Linked DNA regions of Homo sapiens: region 2 is linked to region 1. The links are chromatin loops, found by intact Hi-C in ENCODE. Cell type or tissue: endothelial cell of umbilical vein. All regions are shown on one strand. Links, peaks and the distances in the headings refer to the core of each region. The heading gives the core; the rest is flanking DNA. Region 1 overlaps PITPNC1 (phosphatidylinositol transfer protein cytoplasmic 1). Region 2 overlaps PITPNC1 (phosphatidylinositol transfer protein cytoplasmic 1).

What was found. Hi-C counts contacts between places; a loop is a spot of excess contacts. Peaks named below come from ENCODE experiments on the same cell type or tissue, not always from the same donor. Only the 100,000 strongest peaks of a DNase experiment are listed, where the experiment ranks them.
Region 2: a loop joins it to region 1, with 2.2 times the contacts of the local background. A loop is called at or near these places in 3 of 110 quality-filtered maps.

The regions. Positions count from the first base shown.
Region 1 is chr17:67,471,573-67,486,565 of GRCh38, forward strand. The region is part of intron 1 of PITPNC1 (phosphatidylinositol transfer protein cytoplasmic 1); the gene reads left to right. MIR548D2 (microRNA 548d-2) reads right to left here and starts at 13; the gene lies at 1-13. MIR548AA2 (microRNA 548aa-2) reads left to right here; the gene lies at 1-13. RefSeq lists an enhancer at 6,151-6,340. In endothelial cell of umbilical vein, for the core only: a CTCF peak has its summit at 4,034 (motif pointing left); a DNase peak (open chromatin) is centred at 4,019; H3K27me3 peaks cover 155 bases.
Region 2 is chr17:67,543,616-67,558,608 of GRCh38, forward strand. It overlaps PITPNC1 (phosphatidylinositol transfer protein cytoplasmic 1), which reads left to right. Exons shown (of 9, transcript NM_012417.4): 3 at 8,642-8,730; 4 at 9,995-10,002. Among named protein-coding and RNA genes, the nearest start is that of MIR548D2, 80 kb to the left of the region's middle. RefSeq lists enhancers at 11,934-12,435, 12,436-12,935. In endothelial cell of umbilical vein, for the core only: no CTCF peak of the experiment used is centred there; a DNase peak (open chromatin) is centred at 6,386; H3K27ac peaks cover 1,568 bases.

The sequences.
Region 1 (14,993 bases), core at 704-8,703:
AATCTTCCCTCTCTCTGGATTTGCAATTATTCTGTAAATCTAAAGTTAACTTTAGCTAAATCAGGTTGACATCATATACCCCCTAAAGTTAACTTTAGATTTACAGAAGAGTTGCAAATCCAGAGAACCCCCCGTAGTCTTCATCCACCTTCCCCCAATGTTAATATCGTACTAATTATGATACATTTATCAAAACTCAAAAATTAACATGGGCACAGTTGTATTAACTAAACTCCCGACTTTCTTCAGATTTCACCAGTTTTTTCCACTAATGTCCTTTTTCTGTTCCAGGATTTAATCAGGATATAATGTTGCACTTAATTATTATATCATAATAGTCACTTTCAATCTATGTCAATTTCTCTGTCTCTCCTTGTTTTTTTATGACTTTGACATTTATGAAGTGGGCTGGTCAAGTATTTTGTAGGATGTCCCTCAATCTGGATTTGTCTGATGTTTTCTGATCATTAGACTGCAGTTGGGGTTTGGGGAAAGAATACCCCAGAGGTGAAATGGCCTTCTCATCACATAATATTAGGGGGCACATGATATCTACCTGATTGCTCACTGGTGAAGTTAACCTTGATCACTTGGTTAAGGCGTTGTCTACCAGAGTTACCCACCGTAAGCTGCTAATTTCCCTTTCCATACTCTGTTCCAGGGGTGTCCAATCTTTTGGCTGCCCTGGGACACATTGGAAGAAGAATTGTCTTGGGCAACACATAAAATACATCATTAACACTATGACAGCTGTTGAGCTAAAAAAAAAAAAAAAAAAAAAAAAAAAAAAAAGGACCGGGTGCGGTGGCTCACACCTGTAATCCCAACACTTTGGGAGGCCGAGGCGGGTGGGTCACGAGGTCAGGAGATCGAGACCATCCTGGCTAACACAGTGAAACCCCATCTCTACTAAAAATAGAAAAAATTAGCCGGGCGTGGTGGTGGGCGCCTGTAGTCCCAGCTACTCAGGAGGCTGAGGCAGGAGAATGGTGTGAATCCAGGAGGAGGAGTTTGCAGTAAGCCGAGATTGCACCACTGCACTCCAGCCTGGGTGACAGAGGGAAACTCTGTCTCAAAAGAAAAAAAAAAAAAAAGGTCTGTGCATAAATATCATAATGTTTTAAGAAAGTTTATGAATTTGTGTTGGGCCACATTCAAAGCTGTCCTGGGCCACGGGTTGGACAAGCTTACCGTCTATTCATTAGAAGTGAGTCACTCAGGGGAGGGAGATTAGGCCCTGCCTCCTACAGGGAGGGGTTTCAAAGAATTTGTGGACATATGCTAAAACCAGCACCATAATTAATGTGGTATTTTTTTTTTTTTGACGGAGTCTTGCTCTGTAGCCCAGGCTGGAGTGCAGTGGCCTGATCTCGGCTCACTGCAAGCTCTGCCTCTCAGGTTCATGCCATTCTCCTGCCTCAGCCTCCTGAGTAGCTGGGACTACAGGTGCGCACCACCATGCCCAACTAATTTTTTTGTATTTTTAGTAGAGAAGGGGTTTCACCATGTTAGCCAGGATGGTCGCGATCTCCTGACCTCGTGATCCACCCGCCTTGGCCTCCCAAAATGCTGGGAATACAGGTGTGAGCCACCGTGCCCGGCCAATTAATGTATTTTTATTATTTTAAAAGTTATTCTTATTTTTAGAGATAGAGTCTCACTATGTTGCCCATGCTGGTCTTGAACTCCTGGGCTCAAGCTGTCTACCCACCTCGGCCTCCTAAGTGCTGGGATTATAGGCGTGAGCCACTTTACCTGGCCTGCTTGTTTTTTTGAGACAGAGTCTCGCTCTGTCGCCCAGGCTGGAGTTCAGTGGCACAATCTCGGCTCACTGCAAGCTCCACCTCCTGGGTTCACGCCATTCTCCTGCCTCAGCCTCCCGAGTAGCTGGGACTACAGGCGCCCGCCACTACATCCGGCTAATTTTTTTGTATTTTTTTAGTAGAGACGGGGTTTCACCGACCTCGTGATCTGCACGCCTCAGCCTCCCAAAGTGCTGGGATTACAGGTGTGAGCCACCGCCCCCGGCCCTGGTGTGCTTTTTAATATTTTTTGGAGATGGGGTCTTGTTATGTTTCCCAGGCTGGCCTTGAACTCCTGAGCTCAAGTGATGCTCATGCCTCAGCCTTCAGAGTAGCAGGCATTACAGGTGCATGCCACCTCACCTGGCTAATAAATGTTTTTGGAGGGATGTGTTGAGCCTATGCAGGTATCCTGTTTCCCCTTAAAGTTTGCCCATGAACTTAACATTCCTCAGTGGACCCTGCCTGCAGCTATTATTACTGTAATGTTCTCCTGGTGATTTTCTATTCTCCCATGCCTTCTGCCTTTATTACATGGAATTCTTCTGTAAGGGAAATTTGTTTCTTCTCCAGGTATTTGTTTATCTATCCTCTCATTTATTTATATCAGTGTGGACTCACAAGTACTTATTTTATTCTCTGGGTGAGAGATGTTTTTAAGATGGGAAAATGGACTACTTTAAGTTAACCTAACTGTGAGCCAGGTAGCAGGAGGTGTGGGGAGGAGGAGCATAGATGCTGGGGGAGGAATGGGCGGTGGATGGAGCGAAGTTCCTAGGAAGGTCAGTGAGAAGGAGATCCGGAGGTGGGGGTCTTGGCAAAAACAAGGGACACCCTGTTCCCACAAATGGGTAAGAGGAAAGTTTGGGAGGGTCGATTTCCATGTCAGGAAGGAGAACTTGAAGGAGTTCCAACTAATTAGCTTTTGTCTTCTCCGTCAAGATGTTTTCTGTGACGACAATGGGAAGTTGACTTTTGGAATTTTAATTGTCTTGGCCAAAATTCCTGGCCTCTAGAGTAACGTTTCTCAACCTCAGCCCTGCCGACATTTGGAGCAGATAATTCATTGTTGTGGGAGCCGTCTTGTGCATTGCAGGCTGTGTCGCAGCATCCCTGGCCTCTACCCTCTAGATGCTTTAGTGCCCTCTCCTGTTTCCCCAGCAGTGACCACCAAAATGTCTCCAGGCAGTGTCAAATGTGCCCTGGGGAGCAAAATCGCCCCATGCTGAGAACCACAGATCTAAAATTAACACACACAATTCTGGCAATCCGTAGGATTCTTCTTCTCTTTATTTTTATTTTTTTGTCTCCCTCTGTTGCCAAGGCTGGAGTGCAGTGGCATGATCCATAGCTCATTGCAGCCTTGACCTCCCGGGCTCAAACAATCCTCCCACCTCAGCCTCCTGAGAAGCTAGGACTGCAGGTGCACACCACCATGCCCGGCGGCTTTTTTTTTTTTCTTGAAGAGGGGGACTCACTGTGTTGCTCAGGCTGGTCTCAAACTCTTGGGCTCAAGCAGTCCTCCTACCTCAGCCTCCCAAAGTGTTGGGATTATAGGCATGAGCCACTGCATCCAGCCCACGGGATTCTTGACCATTACTTTGAAAGACTAAGATGATGGCATTCACCTATTAATTTTCTGCAGAAAGAGCTAAGCTGCTCTAGTGTGAACACTCAACGTTGACGCTATGGATGAGGGAGGGCCCTGCTTTCTTGGGAATAGCGGATGGTCCTTTCAGCACACAGCACAGATGAATGAAGAGGAAATGAAGTTCTGGTTCGCAGAGGGTCTTTGGTTCTGAAAAGCGTTGCCGTGGTTCTAGCCTTCCTCGCGGTGGAGGGTGTTTTGCTTTCTGCGCGGTTTCTGTGTGGGCCGTGGGAAGCAACTTGATTGTTATCACAGTTGGGGACACAGCAGCTCTTCTCATAGGTTAATTTCTGAAAGCCCATTTGTTCTAAATCCAACGTGACGCCTACCGAGCTGGGTACAACATTGGTTTGTTTCATAAAACAGCCCGGGGTGTTTGGGACTCTTACTCCTTTACAACTCTCATTTGACTGTCCAAAGATGCTTGCACTGGGGCCTAATTTTCTGTCACCTTCCCTACGTTTTTAACAAGACACTGCCATTTCAAACATAGCGAACACGACAGATTGAGGAACAAGGCCAAGGCAGAGGCTGCGACGACCTCGTACAGCCGCTGATGCCATCTGTTGGTGGCTGGCAGAACTGATGCCCTTTGCTGCGAGGGAGCTTTGTTTATTGCACAGAAAGTTGAAAGTTGGCAGCAGAGAACCTTGTTACCACCTGGGAGGATAGGATTGGCAGGATTAGGGAGGACTGGAAGGGGAGGGAATGCGTGTTTGCTTTGTAGGTTGTGCATCAGTAAGCACAATCAGGATTCAGTGCCAGGAATCCATAGTTGAAACAATTTTAGGAGGATTTTTCAAGGTTCTGGCTGGGATGCCATGGGGACCTCCAATCCATTTCTCAGTCGACTGTCAGTTAAGGCATTGGGCTGTGGGAAGTTAACAGAGCAACAGAGCGGTCTCTAACGTAAAAAAACCCCAGTGTCTCCCATAGAGCTAGCATGCAGTCCTTATTTGTGGAATTTGATATTGAGGGACAGTATTAACTCCTCACTCTAATCAAAGAAGCTATGATAATATGATGCAAAACAACTATTATATTCTATCCCCTTCCAAAGTGCTTTCAAAGACTAAATTTGTCTTGATACCAATCCATTTATACCAACACATCCCCACATTTCTGATGATGAAACAGATTCCTAGAGACTAAATTTCTTTCTTTTCTTTTTTTTTTTTTTTGAGATGGAGTCTCGCTTTGTCACCCAGGCTGGAGTGCAGTGGCACGATCTTGGGTCACTGCAGCCTCTGTCCCCCCAGGTTCAAGTGATTGCCCTGCCTCAGCCTCCTGAGGAGCTGGGATTACAGGCATGCACCACCATGCCCGGCTAATTTTTGTATTTTTAGTGGAGACGGGGTTTCCCCATGTTGGCCAGGCTGGTCTTGAACTCCTGACCTCAGGTAATTCACCCGCCTTGGCCTCCCAAAGTGCTGGGATTAAGGTGTTACCCACCACGCCCGGCCTAGAGACTAAATTTCTTAGGTCCATATGTCTGCTTGATAGCAAGAGCTGGAATTAGTTCAGCCAGTGGGTTCTTAACTCTGGATGCATATAAGAATCACCTGGGAAACAAAAAAAAATCTTAGTGGTTGGCTTCACTCTCAGATATACAGATTTATTTTTTAATTTTTGTTTATTTTTTTGTAGAGATGGGGTCTCACTATGTTGCCCAGGCTGGTCTTGAATTCCTGGGCTCAAGCAATACTCCCACCTCCACCTCCCAAAGTTCTGGCATTACAGGTGTGAGCCACTGTGCCTGGCCAGATATATGGATTAACGGGGCCGGGCCAGGGCTGGGTCCTGGGCTGTGATTCTAACCTGCTGCCTGGGGTTGAAGCGCTTCTCCTCCAGGTGTGGTCCATGAACCAGTCGCATCAGCATCACCTGCGAGCTTGTTAGAAATGCAGAGTCTCAGGCCCCACCCCAGACCCTCTGAATCAGAACCTGCATTGCAACAAGGTTCTCAGATGATTCCTGTGCATGGCGAAGTTTGGAAACTCTGAGTGTTGCTTTTGAGATCAGACATACAGTGCTATCCATTGGTGTCTGTGGAGGATGTCTTATTTGTTTATTTATGAGACAGGTCTCTGTCACCAGGGCTGGAGTGCAATGGCATGATCGCAGCACACTGCAGCCTCTACCTTCTGGGCTCAAGGGACCCTCCTGCCTCAGCCCCCCAAGTACCTGAGACTACAGGTGTGTGCCAACACACCCAGCTCTTTTTTTTTTTTTTTTTTTTTTGAGATGGAGTTTCACTCTTATTGCCCAGGCTGGAGTGCAATGGCACAGTCTTCACTCACTGCAACCTCTGCCTCCCGGGTTCAAGCGATTCTCCTGCCTCAGCCTCCCAAGTAGCTGGGATTACAGGCATATGCCACTACACCAGCTGATTTTGTATTTTTAGTAGAGATGGGGTTTCACTATGTTGGTTAAACTGGTCTCGAACTCCTGACCTCAGCTGATCCACCCATCTTGGCCTCCCAAAATGCTGGGATTACAGACGTGAGCCACCGTGTCCAGCCTGCCCAGCTCATTTTTATTTATTTATTTATTTTTTGGTAGAGACAGGGTCTTGCTATGTTGCCCAGGCTGGTCTTGAACTCCTGGCCTTAAGTGATCCTCCACCTCAGCCCCCCAAAGTACTTGGATTACAGATTACAGGCATAAGCCACCGCATCAGGTCTGTTTAATTTTTACCATTCAGACAGCACTCAAGGCCTAGTGTGAGTGGCCTCCATCGAGGGCCCTGGGCTTCCCTCTACCCTGAGGGTTCCATGTGCCTCCCAGGTTGAAGCCATGAGAGAGTCCAGAACTACCCCCACCCCAAAAAAAGTCTTGCTCATGGCCAGCTGAGTGTTCCACAGCCCTTGATTTCTGGGTGTGTCATAATGTAGTCACCAAGTCAGGCCTGTGGGCTGCCTCTGGGTCCTTCCTGTTGAGAGTGATGGCATGTCACTGCTGGCTTCCCCGAGGATGAGAGGTTCAACTTGTTTGGTTCGGCCCCTAAGATTCTCTTACATTACCTCTAGCTCAGACACTCTGCTTGTATTGGAAAACTGGGAGGCAGTGCCTTTTCCTCTTTCTTCCTTTCTGAAATAGAAGGTACTCAGTAGATGTTGGATTTGGAATATTGGAATGAAATGAAGGCTGTGTGGGCCTCTGGGCAGCCTTTGGTGTTAGAAACAGGCTTCATCCCTGCTGGACTTGAGTTTCAGTTGAGGAGCTCCTATCTGGGCAGCACTCTTCACCAGCAAAGGCTGTCCGTGGTCTTTTGAAAAGAGATCTTTTTTAGTTCATTTCTTAAAATCCAGTGCTATATGAGAGCCAGTCTGATCTTTTCTAAATCTGTACTTTCATTTTGGGTAGCGCCTAAAAGAGACACAGCAGTCCCTGTTCAACCTCTTTTCGGGAAACCAAGAGCCTTGGCTGCTTATTCATCCCTTCTCTGCCGTTTTCAACAACAAACCCCCTTTGATGAAAGACCATTCTGAGACAGGCTAGAGCTGGTTCCCCTTTTATTTCTCCTCTTTTCCAAGCTCCCCTCTGCCACCTCCTGTATCTCTTCCAACCTTCCTCCCCCAAAGAAAAACAACAACAAACCAAACTTTGAAAAAACAAGGGAGGCTTGTCCCCATTGGTGAAATCCCTTGAAAGGATGTCACTGAGAAAGGGTCTCTGTGGCCCTCTTTTTCCGCAAGCGTTGGGAGGTCTCTGAGGATCTGACCTGGGGAGACTGGAGCGCTAATTATACGCACAGAAGCCATTCATTAGTTGCCACTAGCAAGAAGACTTGGCCAATGCTCACTCCTCTGAATTCAGAGGTTTTGAAAGAACCCCAAACTGAGCCTGCGACTTTCTTCAATCTTTTTTTTTTTTTAATATATATATATTTCTTTCTTCTCCAGCCTCTCTGTTCTCCTCTGTTGCCCACAGCAACCTCAGCAGTTGGTACCAGCACAGAGTGGAGAGGGCAGGCCAGGTTACCTCGGTGTCAAGCAATCATTACTGAGCAATTCACCAGAGCCTCACAAAGAAACAGATTTCTCTGAAAATCTCCCGATCCAAACCACCCCCAATATTTAACCAGCAACTCCCCAACCCTACCTTTCCTGAGAGGTCCGTGTTTTCTAGTACCTGAGCAGACAGTTATGAGCCACTGCCTCCCTGCCTTTTTGAGGCCTTTCTTTACCAACAATGCTTTGTTAACTCTTTAACACACTTTCCTGATGTTCACACTTTCTGCCTACCACACACACGTCCAGTAGAGACAGACAAGGGGGAGAATTAAATGATTAGCCAGCAGCTGCCCATGAGGAACAGGCAGTCAGGCCATAGGTTTTTCCCTTTTCCGCTTTACCATGAGACAGTGCTTTGTCAAAAGGAAGTGCCAAAGTTGTCATGGAAATAAATCATTAGCTAGATTGAGCTATCTTTAATTTGGGCGGGAGTCTGCCATTAATATGTCTAAATCTCAGTTTACAAATGAGCACTTGATGACTTGATTCCTGACACTTATTCTTGTGATTCTTTTGAATCTCAATTAGTAAGACTTTCTTTCTCATAGAATGCCATACGGCTTCTTGGAACAAAGGACAAACGGGTAGAATGCTTGAAACAGACCAAATCAAAGATTATGATTTTTTTTTCTGAAGGGAAGAAAAAAATAAAATTGGAAAAATAAAAATAAGGCTTATCATGATATCCTGCCGTCTGATTTCTAAAAGTACAGTTCCTTTAGGTTCTAAGGACTGGCATGTTCTTTGTGATATTTGTCAATGACATGTGAAATGTGCTCTGAGTAAAGGCATTTTCTTCTGCAATGTTCATTTCTATTTCAATGGTCTGCCTCAGTACTTTTCTTTAATTAATACTGTTTATGCTCACTGATGAATAATTCAGAGTTGTACAAGCAACAGATGTCAGCGGATTCAAAATGACTTTCCCTGAATTATTTATTATTTCCAAAAAAGTAACAGGTTTGTTGAACAAGTAATTGGCAACACAGATGTAGATCAAGGTTTGTCAGCAGGCAACAAGTTTCACTACTGTTTCCCCTTTTGTGCATGTTGATAACCAGGATGGCATTGTCTAGGAGCGGGGGTCTGCCTGATACCACTGCTTAGGGAGTCATTGACCCATCCTGTTGCTGACTTGGAGAGCTGGAACCTTAGTTGGTTTCCAGGTTGTCTAACGATGAAACATGAATGGAAATTCATCCAAAAATGTAATTAATGAATGTAGGCTTGTAAATATCTCGCAGACAGAATGACTTAATACAGGTGCCCAGAAAGAGGGAACATCTTTGTTTGCAGGGATATGTTAAGAATAGAGACCTAGAAGAAAAATAATTTGACAGATATGTAAAGGTTTATGTATAAGAATGTTCTCTGCAGTGCTGTTTATGACAGAATTTTTGCAAGGAGACAACTCAACGTCCAACAATGAAAGACTGGTTAGATAAATTCTGGTAGATCCAAGCAGTGAAATATTATATCACCACTGTAATGATATATATGTATTTTTGATCTGGAAAAATGTCAACATATTAAATAAAAGATGATATTAAGTGAGAGAGTCTATAAACCGATATGGCTTATTTCTGTAGGAAAATACATGTATGTATTTTTTTTTGTAGGCATAGGGAAAAGTCTAGAAGGAACTACCCCAAAATATTAATAGTGGTTATTTAGGGGTAGTAGGATCCAGCATGACTTTTCTTCTGTCTCACATATTTTGCCATCATTTTCACTGTAAGTATGCTTATGTTATGAATCTCAGTTAATACGACTTTCTTTCTCATAGAATGCCATACCTCTTCTTGGAACAAAGCACACATGGGTAGAAGGCTAAGCTGCTGTAACAAGAGATCCAACAACATTGTGACTTAAAGAAATAAATCTCAGGCTGGGTACTGTGGCTCATGCCTGTAATCCCAGCAATTTGGGAGGCTGAGGTGGGCGGAGCACCTGACATCAGGAGTTCGAGACCAGCCTGGCCAGCATGGCAAAACCCCATCTCTACAAAAAATACAAAAATTAGCTGGGCGCAGTGGTGCACGCCTGTAACCCCAGCTACTTAGGAGGCTGAGGCAGGAGAATCCCTTGAACCCAGGAGGCGGAGGTTGCAGTGCGCTGAGATCGTGCCACTGCACCTCCAGCCTAGGCGACAGAGCGAGACCTGGCCTGCCTTGTTATCTTCTAAAGAGCCAAGTCTGGGTGCTGTCGTGAGAAGGAAACATGGGTATGGAAGAGGCACAACTTGCCGTCTCAAGGCCCTGGTCCAAAAGTGGCCCATATCACTCCTGCTCCCAGCCCTTAGCAGGGACATAGGCACATGGCCATACTCCACTGCCAGCTGCAAAGCAGGCTGGGAACAAAATCCTTACAGGCATTTATGTGACCAGCAATAGCTCTGTGCTATGGAGAAAAGAGAAAAGGAATTTTGCTGGGACAGCTTTCGGTCTCTGCTAAATTTATTGATTGATTTTCAAATTTTTTTTAGATATGAGGTCTTGCTTTGTTGCCCAGGTAGGTCTTGAACTCCTGGGCTCAAGCGATTCCCCCACCTTGGCCTCCCAAAGTGGGATTACAGGCATGAGCTACCATGCCCAGCTGCTACTAAATTTATTACCCGTAAAATAAAAATAAAAATAAATTTAAAAAGGAAGTTGAGTTTTGATTCGATGTCTTCAGAGGGCATTTCCTTTTGGAATTAATCATACAGAAGATGTATACTCTGAAGCAATTTGAAGATTTAAAAAAAAAAAAAGGAAAGGTATAAAATGTGGACACTGCCTTCCAGGGATTTACAGTCTGATTGAGAAACCGGACCAATAACAATTCGAAGTAGTATATGCAAAAGGCCAGAGAGTGTTCAGATAAGTGCAGAGGAGCAAATTGGCTAGGGTCATGGAATAAGGCTTAGATAAATTGAAAGGCTTGCAATTCTGCTTTGTTGAGCTACCAGGATTACTTGTACTTTTGGAAGAAATAAAACTATTTGTGTTTTGTGACATTTTAGGGTAGCGTGACCTCCCCTTACAACACAGAGGAACTGAATCATATTTTCCTACTGACTGACTAACAGTAATTTAAGACTCTAATTGGTCTTCCGTTAGCTGTCATTTATTGTAATTCTTTGTGAAATGCACATGATCTTTAACATAAAATATCTTGGAAGAGCTACAACTTAAAGGAAACTTGACTTGATAATGTAAAAATTATCTTTTAAATAATTTTTTAAATATATGGTTTTAAAGCTTTTTAATATGGTTATCTTGAGTAGGGTATTTCTAGGCTTATTTGGAAGGCAAACCAAAAAGCATAGAGAGTTTTTTTTCCTCCCTTGGATAGAAATTTTTCTGTCTTTAATAGATTAATGGTAATCATATAACACATTACCTCCTTCACAATAAGATCAAATTTTGCAAATCTTTTGCCTTGAATCAGATTCTTCAACTCTGGAGTTTAGGTTAGTAGAACCCAAAAATATGTTGTTTTATGCACAAAGCCTCGCAAAGTCAAGTGGTAGATTTTGACCTCTTCTTTAACCTACCCTGAATGTAGTCCCTTAAAACATGATGGAATCCACATTTGGTATTTCCCTGCTATTTCATGAGATGCAACAAAATGTTTCAAGGGAGACAGTAGGAACCATTTGGTGCTTTGGTGATCTTTTCAGGAAAATCTGGTTTCGGAAGCCCCATAAGGCGAGAATTATTGCAAATAAGGCCCAGATTTGAAAATTGCTGTTTTGCAAATTGTGCTTATTCTAGGAATAATGATTTCTACAGCTGGGAAGAACTTTAAAAATTGGGTGAACCAGTTGCCTGCTTTGACAGATGAGGTACTGCAATGCAGAGAGGTCAAGCTAGTTGCTGGGGTCACCTAGCTCATTTGTGACAAAACTAGGAACCGTGGGTCTGACTCAGTCCTCTGCCCTGCCGCCCTGTACCACAGTAGGCCTCTCTATATTATGCCGCTTGGTAGTCACCCACCTTGCTTCCTACCATCAAAAGGAACTTCTGGTAGAAACTCCTTTCACAGCCTCCTGATCTGCAGGAGTGATGAATTTAGCCTGGGATGAACTGGGAGTGGCAGAGCCATCTTTAAACCCCAGGTCCTTTCTGGATGCTTTGTTTGCAGAAGAGCTGCAGAGATCATGAGGGACATTTCTTGATTCATATTAATCAGAAACTCATTTGGGGCAGAATTTGAACTTGTAGCCAATTTTATAAGGAAGTTTCACAGCTAAAACCTCTCTGTGTTGTAAAAGGAGGTCATACTACCCTAAAATGTCACAAAACATTTTACTTCTTCCAAAAGTACAAGTAATCCTGGTATCCAGATAAAGAAGTTTTAATTTGTTTTTATTGGTTTACCTTGCCTCAGAGTTCTGAGTGTTGGATTTTCACTGTGACAACAAAAATAAAATATTTCCTGCTTATTGTAAAGCGGTCAAAGAGCTGAAAAGCAATACCATCTTTTAGAATGCATTTCTTACCCTTCTTTGATCAACATTAAGATGCGTTGCCACTCTGGGGTATGATTCTGGTTTGATCGTTGCAGTGTTTTGGAAAATGTTTGATGGCCTATAGGTTTATTGATTTCAAAGACTGTAAATCCATCTGCCCATCTATCCATCATTCACCCTCCTATCTGAGAGCAGTGTGGGAAGCTTCTACTGAAGTACCAATAACTTGGATTGGTAGCCTTCAAGCCCTGGGGGGACTTGGTAATTCCACACTTAAGTTTTTCTACCTGAAAAACATATAGCTCTTAAATTTCAAAATACAGCTTCGTTTATGCCTGAAGAGGAGAAGTTTCATAACGCAGCCAGCACTGTTGGTTGTCATGCAATAACCATTCTCCCTTCACCCTTGCTAACGTTTTCTTTCTTTTTTTTTTTTTTTTTGAGGTGGAGTTTTGCTCTTGTTGCCCAGGCTGGAGTGCCGTGGCATGATCTTGGCTCACTGCAACCTCCACCTCCCAGGTTCAAGCGATTCTCCTGCCTCAGCCTCCCAAGTAGCTGGCATTACAGGCATGTACCACCATGCCTGGCTTATTTTGTATTTTTAGTAGAGACGGGGTTTCTCCATGTTGGTTAGGCTGGTCTCGAACTCCCCACCTCAGATGATCCGCCTGCCTTGGCCTCCCAAATTACTGGGATTACAGGGGCGAGCCTCCACACCCAGCCTGTTAATAACGCTTTTCTTCATTCCATTTTCTTGCCTGTGAGATGTGCATAAGACCCAGCTCAGAGAGTTGTTGTTGGTTCCTACTCTCTAACTTTGCCTAATTAGATTTCTGTTAAGCTTGAGATCATTTATAGCCAACTTTTTCCATATTAAAATCATAAGCCTCTGTTGAAAGGTTTTGTTAGTCCAAATTGGAACCGTCTTGACTTCGCATCAAATCATTCATCTCTAGCTCAGTCGCCACATAAGCTTGTATAATTCTCTCAGGGCTTCTGTCATTGTTAATTTACATCTGACCTTGTTCTGAAAACTATTTAAGGCAGTGGAGCCCTAACTTAGAACTTGCTGGCTTTTAACTTTGCCAGTTGGTCTGGACCTGTGAAAATATTTATCCAATCCCCTAAGAAATCAGAGTAAAGATTTTCATGAAAACTTCTAGCCGGGCACAGTGGCTCATGCCTGTAATCTCAGCACTTTGGGAGGCCGAGGTGGGCGGATCACTTGAGGTCAGGAGTTCGAGACCAGCCTGGTCAACATGGTGAAACCTAGACTCTACTAAAAATACAAAAATTAGCCAGGTGTGATGGTGTGTGCCTGTAATATCAGCTACTTTGGAGGCTGAGGTAGGGGAATCGCTTGAACCCGGGACATGGAGGTTGCAGTGAGCTGAGATCATGCTACTGCACTCCAGCCTGGGTGACAGAGCGAGACTCCATCTCAAAAAAAAAACTTCCAAAACCATTTTTACATATTGGTTTATTTTGACTCTTGATCGTTGTGCCAAGAAAGTTGATTATGACTAGCGTTTCCATCTTACAAATAGGGAAATGGAAAACTCAGAAAGGTCAAGTGACTTCCCTGAGGTTGGTAAGGAGTGGTAGAGCCAGGATTTGAACCTGGGCAGTGTAGCCACAGGGTCCTCACTCTTAACCACTTGGCTAAACTGTCTTCATATACGTATGTATGCATGTGTTTGGTTCCCGGTGGTGATGCCATGGGGAGCATTTACCATGAGCGCAGTGGGAAAAGCATGGAGCATGCTGGAAGGCATGGATGCTTACATTTTCATTCCGGATTTGTGGATTTTGCACTAGGGTATCTGCTAGGCCATGAACTAGAATTGTGTACTGAGAGTCATCATTAGTTGGGTGATTTTTTTTTTTTTTTTTTTTTGACATAGGCACTGCTCTGTCGCCCAGGCAGTGGTGTGATCTTGGCTCACAGCAACCTCCGCCTCCTGGATTCAGGCGATTCTCCTACCTCAGCCTCCTGAGTAGCTGGGATTACAGGCACTCACCACCACCCCTGGCTAATTTTTGTATTTTTAGTAGAGATGGGGTCTCACCATGTTGGCCAAGCTGGTCTCTATCCACCCACCTCAGCCTCCCAAAGTGCTGGGATTACTGGTCTCAGCCGCCGCACCCGGCCAATTAGTTAGATCTTTCTACGGAAGAACAACTGACTTGCCAATTTAGTCTGTAAGATCAGGAGTTGAGGGACATTGGAACTACAGAAAAACATTATTAAAGATGACTCTTAAGATGTCAAGAGGAAAGAAAAATGACTTCTTCGGTCAAAAAAAGAGCAAAAGCTATCACGCTGTATGAGCCACAAGCTGAAGGCTGTCTTCTGGGGGCGGCTTAAATGCATTAGATTAGTCTGCAATGTGGATTAAGGGACCGTGGGATTTAATAACTTGCGTATTAAAGAATGGCTCTGCAAATGTTACCCTAACATAAAAATGTAAGCATTCTAATTGAATTTAGAAGCAATAGTATTAAAATTTCTTCTGGTGATGCTCCTTAGACGCATTAAATAAAATATCAAAAGTCACAATTGATTAAACTGAAACTTTAGCATGAGAGTTATTAAGCATTAAATTCTGCTGCTAGAGGTTTTTATTTTATTTTTTCCTGACATGTACTCAGAAAATTCTCCCTTTACATAATTTATGGTCATTCTGCTGTTTAAATGTGCCAAAAAATGTTCTCGGAGTTTTGGCAGTGTTTTGAAATAGAGTATATTATCTTAGTCTTGGGCTATATATATATAATGAACACTCAATATATATTGATGGTGGTGTTTTCATGAGTTGAAGTCTCGCTGTGGGCAAAGGAAGGAATAGGCTATTCTATTACATCTGATGCTTAGCCTGCCTTTAATGAGTAATGTAGAAAAATAGACCTCTTCTTCCTCCTATGGCAAGTCTGTATGTAGTCTTGCTAAGCTTGTGTCTGCCCACAAATCCTAATGAGAAGATGGCATTGATCGGAGATGGTAGCAAAGTACAGCTGGGATACTGCTGTCCATATGTTCCATGGTTCCAGAATTCCAAGGACTACAGACA
Region 2 (14,993 bases), core at 3,239-11,238, 75 kb after region 1:
GAGAAATGTCTATTCCTTTGCCAATTTTTTAATTGGGTCCAATGTCCGTTGAAAATGCCATTTATCCTTTTAATACATGCCTCTCATTTCCCAGAGATTGTGGGGTTGCTTCATCTTCTGGCCCCCTCCTACAGCATCTGACATACTGTTGATATATAGTACATTATGATGGTTGCCTAATATATTTGGTATATGAGTACTAATGCATTAGTACATTTACATTAGTACTAATACAATAATACATTGGGTAATTAAGAGGGAATCTCGCTCTGTCACCCAGGCAGGAGTGCGGTGCTGTAATCTTGGCTCACTGCAACCTCCGCCTCCCAGGTTCAAGCGATTCTCCCGCCTCAGCCTCCTGAGTAGCTGGGATTATAGACACCTGCTACCACGCCGGGCTAATTTTTGTGTTTTTAGTAGAGACGGGGTTTTGCCATGTTGGCCAGGCTGGTCTCGAACTCCTGACCTCAGGTGATCCGCCCACCTTGGCCTCCCAAAGTGCTGGGATTACAGGCATGAGCCACCACACCCGGCGTGTGCTTGGGCTTTTGATCCAGTTCAGTTAACCAAGTAAGTAGTATGCCTTGACACGTCTTCAAAAATCCTGGTTACAACTGGCATCCAAGGAATGGGGGCATGATACTAATCAAATTCTAGAATAGTGATTCTAAATAAAACCTGTCACCCAGAAACATATGAAGGTGGACTTTTCTTTTGTCACCTTTTCTTTTCACTTCGTCGCTAGCATCTCTCGGATCCCTTCCCACTGAAGCCCAGGAGGGGAGGGAATGGGGGTGGGGGTGGAGGGGCACTGGAGAAAAGATGGAGGCTATTTTTAGGCTTGTTTTTCAACCATGAAGTGTCATGTTCTTCACCACCCTGGCTGCTGGATTAATTAGGCTGTGCTGGCAGCTGCCAGTCAGGGAGGGTTGCCAGCTTCTAACGGTGATTCCGCCTAATGCCTGAATTGATTTTCAGGGAGAGAACATTTTTCCCGCTACATGGCCCTTGCCTTCCACGGCAATGTCTCCTGGCCTCTGATGGCTTTGGGTAGGAGAGGATAAAGCTTTCATAAGTCATGAACTCTTTTTTAACTGATGGGCTTGCAAAGCTACCAGCTGGTCCTTTTACCTAACAGCTTGTTGATAGAACCTTGTGGTCATGGCTTGGGTCTCTCTTTCCCATTTCTGCTTCCTGTTCTCCCAGATCTTCCCCAAAATAAGCTCAGTGCCCAGAACTTGTGTGGCTTTGGGATATTCCACTGCCCGGGCAACAGGCAATAGAGACAGCATCAGAGACATAGACTCTGACCAAATAGCTCATTTTCATGCTATTTTTCCAAGAATCTCTATGGTGATTGTTAACTTCTAGATATACAAAGACAATATTTAGTCATTAAAAAAATACTTATTGAGGCCGGGTGTGGTGGTTCACGCCTGTAATCCCAGCACTTTGGGAGGCTGAGGCAGGAGGATCCCTTGAGGCCAGGAGTTCGAGACAAGCCTGGGCAACATAGTGGGACTCTGTCTCTACAAAAACTTTAAGATATAGGCAGGCGTGGTAGCACACTCTTGTAGTCCTAGCTACTCAGGAGGCTGAGGCAGGAGGACTGCTTGAGCCCAAGGGTTCAGGGTTGCAGTGAGCTATGATGGCACCGCTGCACTCCAGCCTGGGTGACAAAGTGAGACCCTGCTTCTAAAATATGGGTCTCCCAGCACTTTGGGAGGCCAAGCAGGCAGATCACTTGAGGTCAGGCGTTTGAGACCAGCCTGGCCAACAAGGTGAAACCCTAGCTCTACTAAAAATACAAAAATTAACCAGGTGTGGTGGCATGCCTGTAGTCCCAGCTACTCTGGAGGCTGAGGCATGAGAATTGCTTGAACCCAGGAGGTGGAGGTTGCAGCGAGCTGAGATTGCATCACTGCATTCCAGCCTGGGTGACAGAGCAAGACTCTGTCTCAAAATAAATAACATAAAATATGGGTCTCTCTATCCATTTATTCATTTATTTTTATTTTTTTACCAAAATATATAAGCTGCTGCCCATGCTATGTTTGAAAGATGGCTCCTTATCTAGTAATAGCTGGTCAAGTTACTTGACTATGTGAATATTAGACTGTATACATAGTCTATACATATATATATACACACACATACACAGACGGAGAGACAGAAACACCTGCTGGGCATCACACACCGTTCTAGGTGCTGGGGTTGCAATAGTGAACAGAGCAAACATCCCTGCCCTGGTGGGACTTGCATTCCACTCGGGAGTGACAGTGCACAATAGCCATAATAAAGAACAGTATATTGGCCAGGTGCGGTGGCTCACCCCTATAATCCCAGCACTTTGGGAGCCCGAGGTGGGTGGATCAAGACCATCCTGGCTAACATGATGAAACGCCATCTCTAGGAAAAATACAAAAAATTAACCGGGAGTGGTGTCCCGCGCCTGTAGTCCCAGCTACTCGGGAGGCTGAGGCAGGAGAATCACTTGAACCTGGGAGGTGGAGGTCATGCCACTGCACTCCAGCCTGGGTGACAAAGTGAGACTCCATCTCAAAAACAAAAACAAAAACAAAAACAAAAACAAAACAGTATATCGTCTAGAATATATACTTTTATATAGTCTGTATACTTATGTATATTACATATTATTTATATAGGGAGACTATATATGTATATATATATATATATATATTTAGAAGGTGATAAGTGTTATGGAAAATAATAGAGCACATGGGGTGCTTCCTTCCAACCTTTCAGTCCATGCTATCCTATTCTGTCCCCATCTGAGTACTTAAGGACTTGTGAGGGACTCTCATGCTACCGGGCCCCTCTTCCCTGTGCTCCTGTAGGAACTCATAGAAACAGAATGTTTAGGCCTGGTTGGGATCTCAGAGGTTTTCCAGGAGGCTTTCCACCTGGGTTCTGCCTCACTGCTGATGGATGATGGTGTGTCCTGTGTCGCCTTGCCAGGGGCTTCTCAGCACACTGTCCACATAACCCTGATGCTGTCCAAGCTGAGCCTTCCAGGAACCTGCAGGAGGCAGGCTCCTTTTCCCAGAATCCTGACACAAACTGTCTTGTTAAGCAGGGAGGTCGGGGGTGGGGCCCGTGAGTCCAAGTTCAAGGAACTTGGTTTCTGGCCAGTCCCTGCCGGGGAGGCCCCGGCAGCCTTGCCTCCCACAGCTGATAACTCTGGTCCCGAAACTGCTCACTTCCCTACTGCCATATAAACAATTACATTAAGAGCACAAGTAAAAGACCAGCCAGAACAATCACTTAGAAGAGTAACTAAATGAATCAGAGCAGCTGGAGAAGATATTTTAAGACCCCAGAAATCACTGCACATAGAACTGGATGGGGGCAATTGATTATGAATCAAACAGATGTCAATTGCCAGTTTTAGTACAAGAAGGAAACAAAAGGTCAGTATATTCCTCCTGGACTATCTTGTGAGAAATGAGGATATGAAGGTAGCAGAGTTCTATTTAAAATGAGCTGCAGTCATTTCAGCATAATCTCAGTGCAGAACATGGCAGGTTTTAGGTACGCTGTTGAGAAGAAAATTCCAGGACTGTCTTTTCTGCTGGGAATGTTCAAGTTCTGGTAAAGGCCAGGTGCACTGGCTCATGCCTGTAATCCCAGCATTTCAGGAGGCCGAGATGGGAGGATTGCTTGAGCCCAGGAGTTTGATTCCAGTCTGGGCAACATAGTGAGACCCCATCTCTACCAGAAAATTTAAAAATTAGCTGGGTGTGGTGGTGCATGCCTTTAGTCGCAACTACCAGGGAGGCCAAGGCAGGAGGATCACTTAAGCCCAGGAAGTCAAGGCTGCAGTGAGATACGATCATGCCACTGTACTCCAGCCTGGGCAACAGAGCGAGACCCTGTCTCAAAAGAGAAAAAGAACAAAATAAAATTTCTAGTTAAGACCACCGTAATTCTGACCCCTGTTGAGAAAATGAAATTAGACTCTATTTAGACACGTTTGGCCTAATGATGTTCAAAACCTCCTGGAGCCAAAGCCCAAGTGAGCATACATTGCAATGTGAGATCAGGTACCAGGGGGAGTTTTGAATTTTGTGATCATAGGGATCGTAAAGTACCAGAAGCTTCTAATGGAGGGATGATTTAGGTTCTGCTCCAGAAGCTCTTTATGAAGTAGGTAAACACCCATAACCTGAGACCAGTTCAGATTATGCCTGCCCCTGAACCTTCTTATTAAATCAGTTGTGATTTCGGGAACCTTGGGGAATTTATGACATGAGAGATGATCTGCCAGGGTTCAAAACCTTGTTGCTGCTGATGCTTTGGGCTGGATCTTTATTTGCTGTGGTGGTGGGGGGCGGCTATCCTGTGCATCATAGGAGGCTGAGCCGCACCCTGGGCCTCTCTCTGCTCAGTAGATGCCAGTAGCACTGCCCACCCCACCTCGCCTCTGTTGAGACAACCGAAAATGTCCAGACATTGCCAGGTGTCTCCTGCAGGAGGCAAAATCTCCCTCTAGTGAGAACTCCTGTTCTAGGGTGACCAACCATCCCAGTTTGCCTGGAACTGAGGGATTTTCTGGCAGGTGGGACTTTCAGTGTTAAAACCAGGGAAGTCCCAGGCAAACCAGATGAGTTGTCCACTTGGCTGTGTCATTGATATGTTCTATTTTATACCAACGTTTAAAAGTAAGAACCCGGGCTGGCCATGGTAGCTCATGCCTGTAATCCCAACACTTTGGGAGGCCAAGGCGGGTGGATCACTTGAGGTCAAGAGTTCGAGACCAGCCTGGCCAACATGGTGAAACTTTGTCTCTACTAAAAATACAAAAATAAGCCTGGCGTGGTGGCATGCACCTGTAATCCCAGCTACATGGTAGGCTGAGGCTGGAGAATCGCTTGGACCTGGGAGATGGAGGTTGCAGTGAGCCGAGATTGTGCCACTGCCCTCCAGCCTGGGCGACAGAGCAAGCCTCTGTCTCAAATAAATAAATAAAGTGAGTAAGAAACCAAAGCTTTTGAAAAGTCTGTCTTTGGGAGGCATTGACAAGGCATCTGGGGGAATATGATGCTGCTTGTGGTATCATTTTGCCCCTCTTTTTCCTCAATGTCTCTAAAGCCTGAGCCCTGGTGAGATGGGCCATTGGAGGTTTGATCCTAGCCCATAGACCAAGGAGACTCGATTCAAACTTGCTGCCTTTCTAATAGAGAGGCTCTTGTTTGACACTTAGAGTGAGCATGAGTGACAGACTTTTTCTTGGAATTGTAGGCTGTGTGACAGTATACATCATGAAAGTGACAGCAACAGTGGGGACTAATTTAATTCCATTTTCCTTTGCAGGCCCTGATAAATCATTGCTGCAGGGAAAAATAAATTTTACTTTCTCAGACAAATGATTGGAATAATGATGTGCTGTGAGGAAATCGGGGGCTGAGAGAAGATCTGTTGGTGGGCTTAAAAGTATTTAAATAGCGCATCATGGAACTTGTTGCAAATACCTCTCGCGTCTGGCCTGGAAAATACCAGAAGGAACCTCCTTTCCAGACTGATTAGAAGAGTTCAGGCCGGGCGCGGTGGTTCATGCCAGTAATCCCAGCACTTTAGGAGGCCGAGGCGGGCGGATCACCTGAGGTCAGGAGTTCAAGACCAGCCTGGTCAACATGGCGAAACCCTGTCTCTATAGCTTGAACCCAGGAGACGGAGGTTGCAGTGAGCCAAGATTGCGCCACTGCACTCTCGTGTGGGGATAGAGCGAGACGTCTCCCAAAAAAGGAAGAAGAGTTCCATAAAATATCAGCTATCTTGACTAAATGATCGTGGTTTTTTAGGCCATCTCAATGGAAAAGGTCATTGATTATCGTGCTGCATATCCTATATAAGTTGGTGGCTGAAACAGCTAAAATAGATTCTAGAATCTGGGGTCCTGAGGGACCATTTACAAATAGAAAAAGTCTCGACTTGGATGGAAAATTGCCAATAATTTTCACCTCCCTTCCAGAAAATGACTGTGGCTCAGGAGTATAGTTCTGCTGGGAGGCTTTTAAATTGCTATAGGAAATGAATTACGGGGCGAGGAGGTACTTGGGCCCCGGACTACTACTATGCATGAGGATTGGAGTGAATTTGAGGAGGGGTGCAATGTAGATGGAACCCCTGCCCACAAGAGGACAGTGGAGAAGGGGCTTTAATACCGTAGGGAGACATATGCGCTTTGTCTAAGCTAAACAATGCCTGGCTTACGTGAGGGAGATTCTCCAACCCTGAGTCAGTCCATTAAAAGCACAAGAAAATCACCTGCCTGCAACCAGAATCCACATCTTCCCACACTACCATTGGCATATTGCGCTAGGGTGTGGGGGCAAACAGGAAGGAACCAGGGGAAGTTTTGCTCATGACCATTTCCTGCACGCGAGCCAGTGTAATTTTCCCACTGTCAGCGTCACCTGAGTTGCACTCCAACTTCGGTGATGGATGGAATACATCATCAGCGAAAGCTATAAAAACCCCATCCTTTTGAGCAGCGTGAACGTAAGGGAAATGAGCAGTTACTGCAGAGAGGATTTTATAGGAGTGAAAAATTCTGCATCAGAGCAGCAAGAAGGATTGTTATGTGAATGATCAAACTGCTTCTGCTGACTCCTCAGAGCCCGCCTAAGAGCAGGGGCCTTCATCTGACACTCACTCCACTTCCGGGGAACTTTGCTTTCCTATTTGTTTTAACCCTGATTAACAGCGCAGAGCTATGGGTTAGGTCCGGCCAGCCACTGAGAGTCCATCTTTGTGTTTTCAAAAGCCAGGCCTGGTTACTGTCAGAAATAAGAGAAACAACTGGAAAAGACAGGCAAGGTACGCAGTATTTTACGGGCTCTGATTGTCATTTAGATTTCGCATCCAAGAGGGGTTTGAGACTTGGGGTTCTGTTAGCTCCATGTCCCTTCCAGCCTCCTGGTTCTATCAGCTTGGAATTCAAAACCGCTTCTTGATGTTTCTTATTTCCAACATGTAGCTAAGTTGCTGAGAGTATACGTCGTCTTCCTGGATCCGATCGACTGCTAGGCATGAGTGGCCCAGACACTTAGCTATAGGCCCCAGAGTAGAAAAGTAGCAAATGGTAGCCTCTGGAAGGACAGAAACACTTGGTTATCGGGCTGGAATAAAAATGAAATCATGGGCCGGGCGCAGTCGCTCACACCTGTAATCCCAGCACTTTTGGAGGCCGAGGCGGGTGGATCATGAGGTCAGGAGATCGAGACCATCCTGGCTAATACGGTGAAACCCCGTCTCTACTAAAAATACAAAAAATTAGCCGGGCGTGGTGGCTGGCGCCTGTAGTCCCAGCTACTCAGGAGGCTGAGGCAGGAGAATGGCGTGAACCTGGGAGGCGGAGCTTGCAGTGAGCCGAGACTGCACCAGTGCACTCCAGCCTGGGTGACAGAGCGAGACTCCGTGTCAAAACAAAACAAAACAAAACAAACAAAAAAGTGAAATCATGCAGATGTATCTTAAGGAATAGAAATATTACATATTTCAATATAATATTTAAGGAATTAGCTGGGGCTGCACTGTTCTCTAAGTTTTGCCTCTGAAGAAAAACAAAACATTGCTTTCTGGTTTGCAAAAGACCCTGGGACCTGTGCCTTTTGAGAATTTGTTTTCTGCAAATGACTGCTCCAGAGGAACAGCTGTGTCATTTTATTGGCTTTCTAATAACTTTCCGAAACAAATTGCTGCAAATTAGGTGGATTAAAACAACACAGATTTATCCTCTAGCAGTTCTGGGGGCCGGAAACCCAAAATCAAAGTGTTGTTTTCTTCTGGGGAAACTGAGAGAGAATCTGTCCCGGGCCTCTGTCCCAGCTTCTTGTGTTCTTTGGCTTGCAGCAACATCATTTCCATGTCTGCCTCTGTCCTTGCATGGCTGTCCCCTCGGTGTGTCTCTGAGTCTCAAATCTCTTTCTCCTTTCTCTTATAAGGATACCAGTCATTGGAGTTAGGGCTTACCCTAAATCCAGGATGATTTCATCTTGTGATCTTTAAATTAATTACATCTGCGAAGAGCCTATTTTCAAATCAGGTCATATTCACAGTTACTGGAGATTAAGATGTGGATCCATCTTTTGGGGCAGACACAATTCAACCCACTACAACTGTATTTTGTTGCTCTTCCTATCTCTAAGTTGCTGCTCTCTGTTGGTTTTGTCCATTTTCAAAATGTCACTTGTATGAGTTGCTTAGGCTGACATCTATCTCTAAGATTAGCTTCCTCTCCCTGCCAGTGTTTGGGCTTAAACATTCCGTGATACCACTCCTAGGAGGCAAAGGTCAGGCTGGCCAACCCTCCAAACATGGAACCCTTCAGGCCCTGAATTCTCATGTCTTTGCAAATCCAAAGAGGACAGGCTGACAGTCTGATGGAGTCCCCCACCAGGCTGTAGCCTTCTGTCTTTACACATTTTGAGAGCACTTGAATATGCACGGGAAAAAGTTAACTATGACAAAGACCGAAGAGATGGGGAAAGGGCAGCTGTGGAGAAAAGAGATGCCCCAGAATCCCCCTGATTTCTCCAGCATTTTATCCAGAAAGATGTGGTAGTGTGGTGAGACTCTGAACAGACTCCAATTGTCTTTTTTCTTTCTTTCCTCTTAGCAAACTGCCTAGTTGGGCTAGAGCTGTTGTCCCCAAAATATTTTATGTGACAGAGAAGGCTTGGAACTATTATCCCTACACAATTACAGGTAAGTCCTTAGTACAACCATATGGCACATGTAGTGAGTGCAAGGACATAGCATAGTTGAATTTCACTGATTTACAGTGGATTATCCAAGCAGGGCCTTGTGGGAGCCCCGTAGTATCCCTCTTTTTTTTTTTGGTTTCTTACTTGTAGGTTATCAACACTTCTAACACAGACACAGAGATGGCAGGTGACAGGGGGGTTAAGCTAAGCCATTCCATCTTCGTTCTTAGAGTTACAATAAATAGTTTACGGAGGGCCAGGCGCAGTGGCTCACTCCTGTAATCCCAGCACTTTGGGAGGCCGAGGCAGGTGGATTACGTGAGGTCAGGAGTTCGAGACCAGCCTGCCCAACATGGTGAAACCCCGTCTCTACTAAAAATACAAAACCAGGAGGTGGAGGTTGCAGTGAGCCAAGATTGTGCCACTGCACGCCAGCCTGGGCAACACAGCGAGACTCCGTCAAAAAAAAAAAAAAAAAAAGCTTATGGAGAAGGAAGGTGAAGATCTTTATAGAGACATTTCCAGAGGTTTTATGATTCTTATTTCCCTGTTTCCTCAATAATTCCCAAGTAATTTAGGGGTATAATTTGTCTGTAAACAAGTTGCTTATTATGACTTGTTTGTTTTTACCACTCCAAATTTTGACTATACTTTGTATAAAAGATTCTATTGGATCTCTCTTTGCCCCCAGATGACTTCCTTTGCTATTAGATAATATGAAAATATTTAAGGTCAGTCTCCCTCTCACTTGCAATGCGATGACAATAAACTCTTTGTACTGAATACTGTCCTAGAAACTTTGGCCAAAAAAACTCAGAAGGTTTGGTTCCTGCCCTCAAACACACCAAAATTTGAAATCCCACCTCAACGTCATCAATAACAAGCTCTTCTTATTGGTTACAAAAGCTGCTTTTCCACTTAAAAGATTTCCTTTGTGGTTAATGAAATACTCTACTGGAATTATTAGTCTTTCATTTGCTTTTATAATGCCAACTCTTTGGTTTTTAATTAGCCACAAGCCTATAGGCTAATTGAATCTTGTCTTACTGTTCTTATCTGCCCAACCACATAAGTATCATGAAAGAATTTCAGTGCAACACGGAGACATTCAGTATTTATGAAAGTTTCATTAGGACATCTTTTGTAATTATAGTTCGTCAGTATTTGTTAGTTCTGTGGTTTTTATATTGCATATAAGCATGATCTAAATCATCTTTTGTCTCTTTTTTCTTTCCTCTCTTCTTCAAATGAACATGTGGAAACAGAATACACAGTAAGTTCCATTTAATTATTTTTAAACATTCTGTCTATGATCAGTGGAGTAATTGGAATGTCTCTTGTATTACTTGTCTTATCAATGTAATAATTAAAAAGGGGAATAATTCCAAGTCAGAAATATTTAAATGTAGGCTATTGCATCGTTATATATAATGCAATAATTTGAATGTTCTCATTTGTTCAAGAATGTGAATCCTAATTGAAATCGCCTTGATAGTCACTTTACGTAATCAGCCTTTGCTTGTAATTTTTAAATAGCTTGACTGCTTTGTTGGTGATAGTTCACTATAATAAAAGAACAGTTTCTAGCAACGTGATATTAAAGAGATGATGGTAGTTATCGATGGAAGGTGGGGCTTTTACTCATGGACTGTGTCCTGATTCCTTGTTGGAGAAGCTTGAAAGTGAAGAGGCACATGTGCAAACTATTTTGCACAACAGAGATCTGGGTTGGGCAGTCGCTGTGGCTTGATAAAATTTCTTCTTCTCCTAAGAGCCTCTAGGGTTATTACTTAGACTGAAAGAAAAAAAGACAGAACCTATAATATCATTGTGTTGTGGTATTTTCATTTAGATCATTTTCCCAAGCAGCTAACAGGTCAACCTATCACAACAAGAAAATAGTTTATGATTTTTTTTTTTTTTTTTTTTTGAGATGGAGTCTCGCTCCATCACCCAGGTTGGAGTGCAGTGGCACAATCTTGGCTCAACAGAAACTTTCACCTACCGGGTTCAAGCAATTCTCCTGCCTCAGCCTCCCAAGTAGCTGGGATTACAGGTGTGCACCACCACGCCCGGCTAATTTTTTTATTTTTGGTAGAGATGGGGTTTCACCATGTTGGCCAGGCTGGTCTCGAACTCCTGACCTTAGGCGATCCGCCCACCTTGGCTTCCCAAAGTGTTGGGATTACAGGTGTGAGCCACCACACCTGGCTAATAGTTATGATTTTCTGAGCTGTGTTAAGAGTTGAGTTTTTGGGTTCAATCCAAATAGCCAAAGGATAGAGAGGTGGTGAGAGAAATGGAAGAAAATGATTTGTCATGCCCTGGGCAGGAGCATAGTACCCAACGCATCGTAGGTGCTCAATCAATAGTTATTGAATGACAGAATGAACACACAAATTCTAGATAGATAAATGGTCCCAGCACAGGCTTTGGCGTCAGAAAGGCTTGGCTGTCCTCTGGTTTTGCCACTCACTGCCAGAATTCCTAAGCGACTGGCTCCCAACTGCCAGTTCTTGAATTCACACTGGTCCTCGACTATGTTCTCACCAGTCCTCTGCAGAATGAAGAAAAAACAGGAATAGTATTCAGAGATTTTCATAACATTAAATTTATTTCATCCAAAGTACTGTTGGTAATTATATCCCATCATACTCGGATATTAAAATATCTTTTCTTTTTTGAAATGATAGGAATATATATAGTATTTCCCCCCGCAATGTCCCTAACTTTGAAAAAAGAGGCAATTTTATGGCAAAATGCAAATGTAAAATTTTAGAAGCAGGGGAACCTTTGCTCTAGAATGAACATCTTAACTTTTCTGAACCTGTTTCCTCTTTTCTGAAATTAGAATAATCCCTCCTTCCTAGAGATGTTAGCGGAAGGATTCAGTGGTCTACCCTTGGATTGGAAAACATTGTCTTTAGAGGGTCATATTGTAAATGTTTTCTGTTTTGTGAGTCATATAGTCTCTGACACTGCAAGAGCAGCCTTAGATAGTATGTAAACAAATTAGCATGGTCATATATGCCCAGGCAGCGGGTCAAATTTGTCCCCCAGGCTACTTTGCCAACGCTAAATATAAAGCTGTTAGCACACTGCCTGTATACAGCAGGTAATTAAATGATTCCCTACCACCAACACTACCCCCTAGTTCCATTGCTTCTGGCAACTGCATAATCATCAAGAGGTAGACTTTGGGCCGGGTGCAGTGGCTCACACCTGTAATCCCAGCACTTTGGGAGGCCGAGGCAGGTGGATCACTTGAAGTCAGGAGTTCCAGACCAGCCTGGCCAACATGGTGAAACCCTGTCTCTACTAAAAATACAAAAAAAAAAAAAAAAAAAAAGGTAGTTGGGTGTGGTGGCGGGCGCCTATAATCCCAGCTACTTGGGAGGCTGAGACAGGAGAATCATTTGAACCCAGGAGGCAGAGGTTGCAGTGAGCTGAGATCACACCACTGCACTCCAGCCTGGGCAACAGAGTGAGAGTCCATCTCAAAAATAAAAAATTAAAAAATTAAGTCAACGGTCATTTATTAGGCATCAGTGAGGTACAAAACATCATGCTAGATGGCATAACTGAGCAATTATCTCTGTCATTTGGGGTCACAATCTGGTTGGAAATAGCTGGACATTCCAGTCAAAGCCTGGCAGTCATCAGCAAGTGCTGGGCTTTTCTGGAGGCAAGAGGGGACTTAGCCAAGGAAACAAGCTGGCCTCAGACCTGTCCACTGGGCTGGATAAGCTCTGAACTGAGCTGCCAGCAGAGATTCAGACCTCAGCAGAGGGCAGAATCAATGACTCTGGGGAATCCAACCAGATAAAGCAGTTGCAATGTGAAAAGAAGGGTGCTGGCCTCTGCATTGGGGCCTTGAGTTTTGGGGACAGGGCTACAGTCCCCAATGTGGGAGACAGGAAGAAAAGTACACAGCACTCAAGGAGGTTACTCAGTATCATGGTGCTGGGGAGATAAGGTTGTCAACCTTAGTAAGTGAAAATACAGAATGTCCAGGTAACTTTGAATTTTCAGATAAACAGTAAATAATATTTAGTATAAGAGTGTCCCACATGTTGCATGGGACATAATTATGCCAAAAGATTGTTGTCTCATATTTTGTCTGGCAAATTTATGGGAGAGAGATGGTGGTGTGGAAGAACTGGTCTCAGAGACTCAAGTACAAAAATCAGTTATGAGAACAGGGCACACTGATGGGCCAAGGGAAGGGAGGGGTCCAGAAGTATGTAATGTGGGAACCCATCCTGCAATTGACATGCCATAGGAACTCTAAGGTCAGACCAGAGATTCAGCCATCTGGTCTGAATCTCTGCTGGCAGCTCAGCTCAGAGCTTGTCCAGCTCAATGGACAGGTCTGAGACTAACAGTCAAATGCACTGATGGGACCACTCCAAGAGCCTTCCTGCCTCAGTTAGGATTGGCTCAGGAGGTGGAATGGAAGGAGCTAGGCAGAGTTCGGGAAAATTAAGTGGTAGCAGATGAATACATAACTGTCAGCATTTTAAGGAAGAACTGTGTTGCATGTAAGTGTTAGAGCTGAAGTGCAGACAGAGGATTGTAGGAAGGAGAGAGGGATTCTGCCAGGGAGAAATATGAGGAGGTTTCTCAGAGAAGGTCGCATTTGGGCTGGACCTGAAGGGACAGTACAACTCCCCCTGCAGAGGCCTGTTCTGTGTTAGCTCATGTTGCTCTAATGAAACACCACAGACTTGGGGGCTTGAGCAGCAGACATTTATTTCTCACAGTTGCAGAAGCTGAAAGTGCGACTGGGTTCCTGGTGAGGGCTGTCTTCCTGGTAAGCACGTGGCCATCTTCTTGCTATGCCCTCACATGGCAGAGACAGAGCAAGTTCTCTGGTCTCATCTTTGAAGGGCACTAATCCCATCATGAGGGCCCCACCCTCGTGACCTCATCCCTACCTGATTAGTCCCAAAATCCCATCTCCAAACACCATTGCACTGGGGATTACAGCTTCAACATAGGAATTTGGGGGAGACACAGTTCGGCCCATAGTATGCTCCTTCCAGGACCAGTGGGCAAGTGATGGAGGTGGATCCTGGCCACCTGGACACATGGATGGAGGGCAGGTCGTGGTGTTTTCAATGTCAGGTCAAGGTCTAGATTTAATTCTCTGTGAGGAGGTCACATTGTTCCTGGCTAGTTCACTTTTATTTTCCATCCCAAATATAGGACAGCTTTTCTTTCCATCTCCCTGGTGACAAGGGGATCCGGATTTTTCTCTCTGGCTCTAGTGCAGTCCTCCGGGCCCACAGTGTGCGGTTTGAAGCTGCCACCTCTTGACTCAGATTCAGCCGTGTTCTCACGCTCTCTGTCCACGACAGCCCTGGTGGCAGAACCCACCCTTGACTCTGACTACAGAGTCTGCACCCAGGATTTATGACAGATGCTTTCAGTTGCCTTAGTCTTTTTTCCTGTTTTAAATGCTTTTGAATTGTGCTCTTTATCCCCTGATCCTTTAATCCTAAATACCTCTTCTTGCTGTCTTTCCCAAGCTCCATAGTTCCTGTTCGGTGCCTCAAAGCAAAACTTCCCCAAGGTCAGAGCCCCAGTTAGGATCACGGTGCCCTTCCTTTCCTCAGAGAGGCAGCCCGGAGGGCTCAGAAACCTCCAAACCAATGTCTCTTCTTGGAAAGCATTAGTCCAGAGCACGAGGATGTCTATACTAGGATCCCCTAGGTCTTATATCTGACTGTTTAGCCTATTACTCAGACCTCATGCTGCCCTCATTCGTGACAAAGCCCAGGCAAAGAAACCTATTTAGAGTCATCTAGGGCTTCAGCACTATCACAATTATCAAGACATAAGAGCTTTTTCATCACTGTGAGTGACTGCGTGTGTTTAGAATTATGTGGAAATGCCATTTGCCCAGGAAGTGGGAAAAACATCTTTAGCTTGCTTATGGGAAAAAAAAAACACTTAATTATACAGTAAACAACAACACAATGACAGTTTCACAGAGGACAGACCATTCAACCAGTTCTTCCAAACTGGTGGGTTCTTCTGAAGTTGGTAAAGTCTGCAAAGAAAGGTGCCTGAGGAGACTGGCTGCCTTCCAAAGGAGTTGATTTTGTTTTTCTAGAGCTAAAAAAAAAAAAAAGTCTGCGCTTTCAGATGAGCATAAATCAGCAGTATCAATTCAGCCTTGGTACTAATGAAGAACAAAGGATTTTCTTCTTGTTTGTAGGAATTTGAAAACTTAAGTTACAGGAAATGGATAGCAGGGAC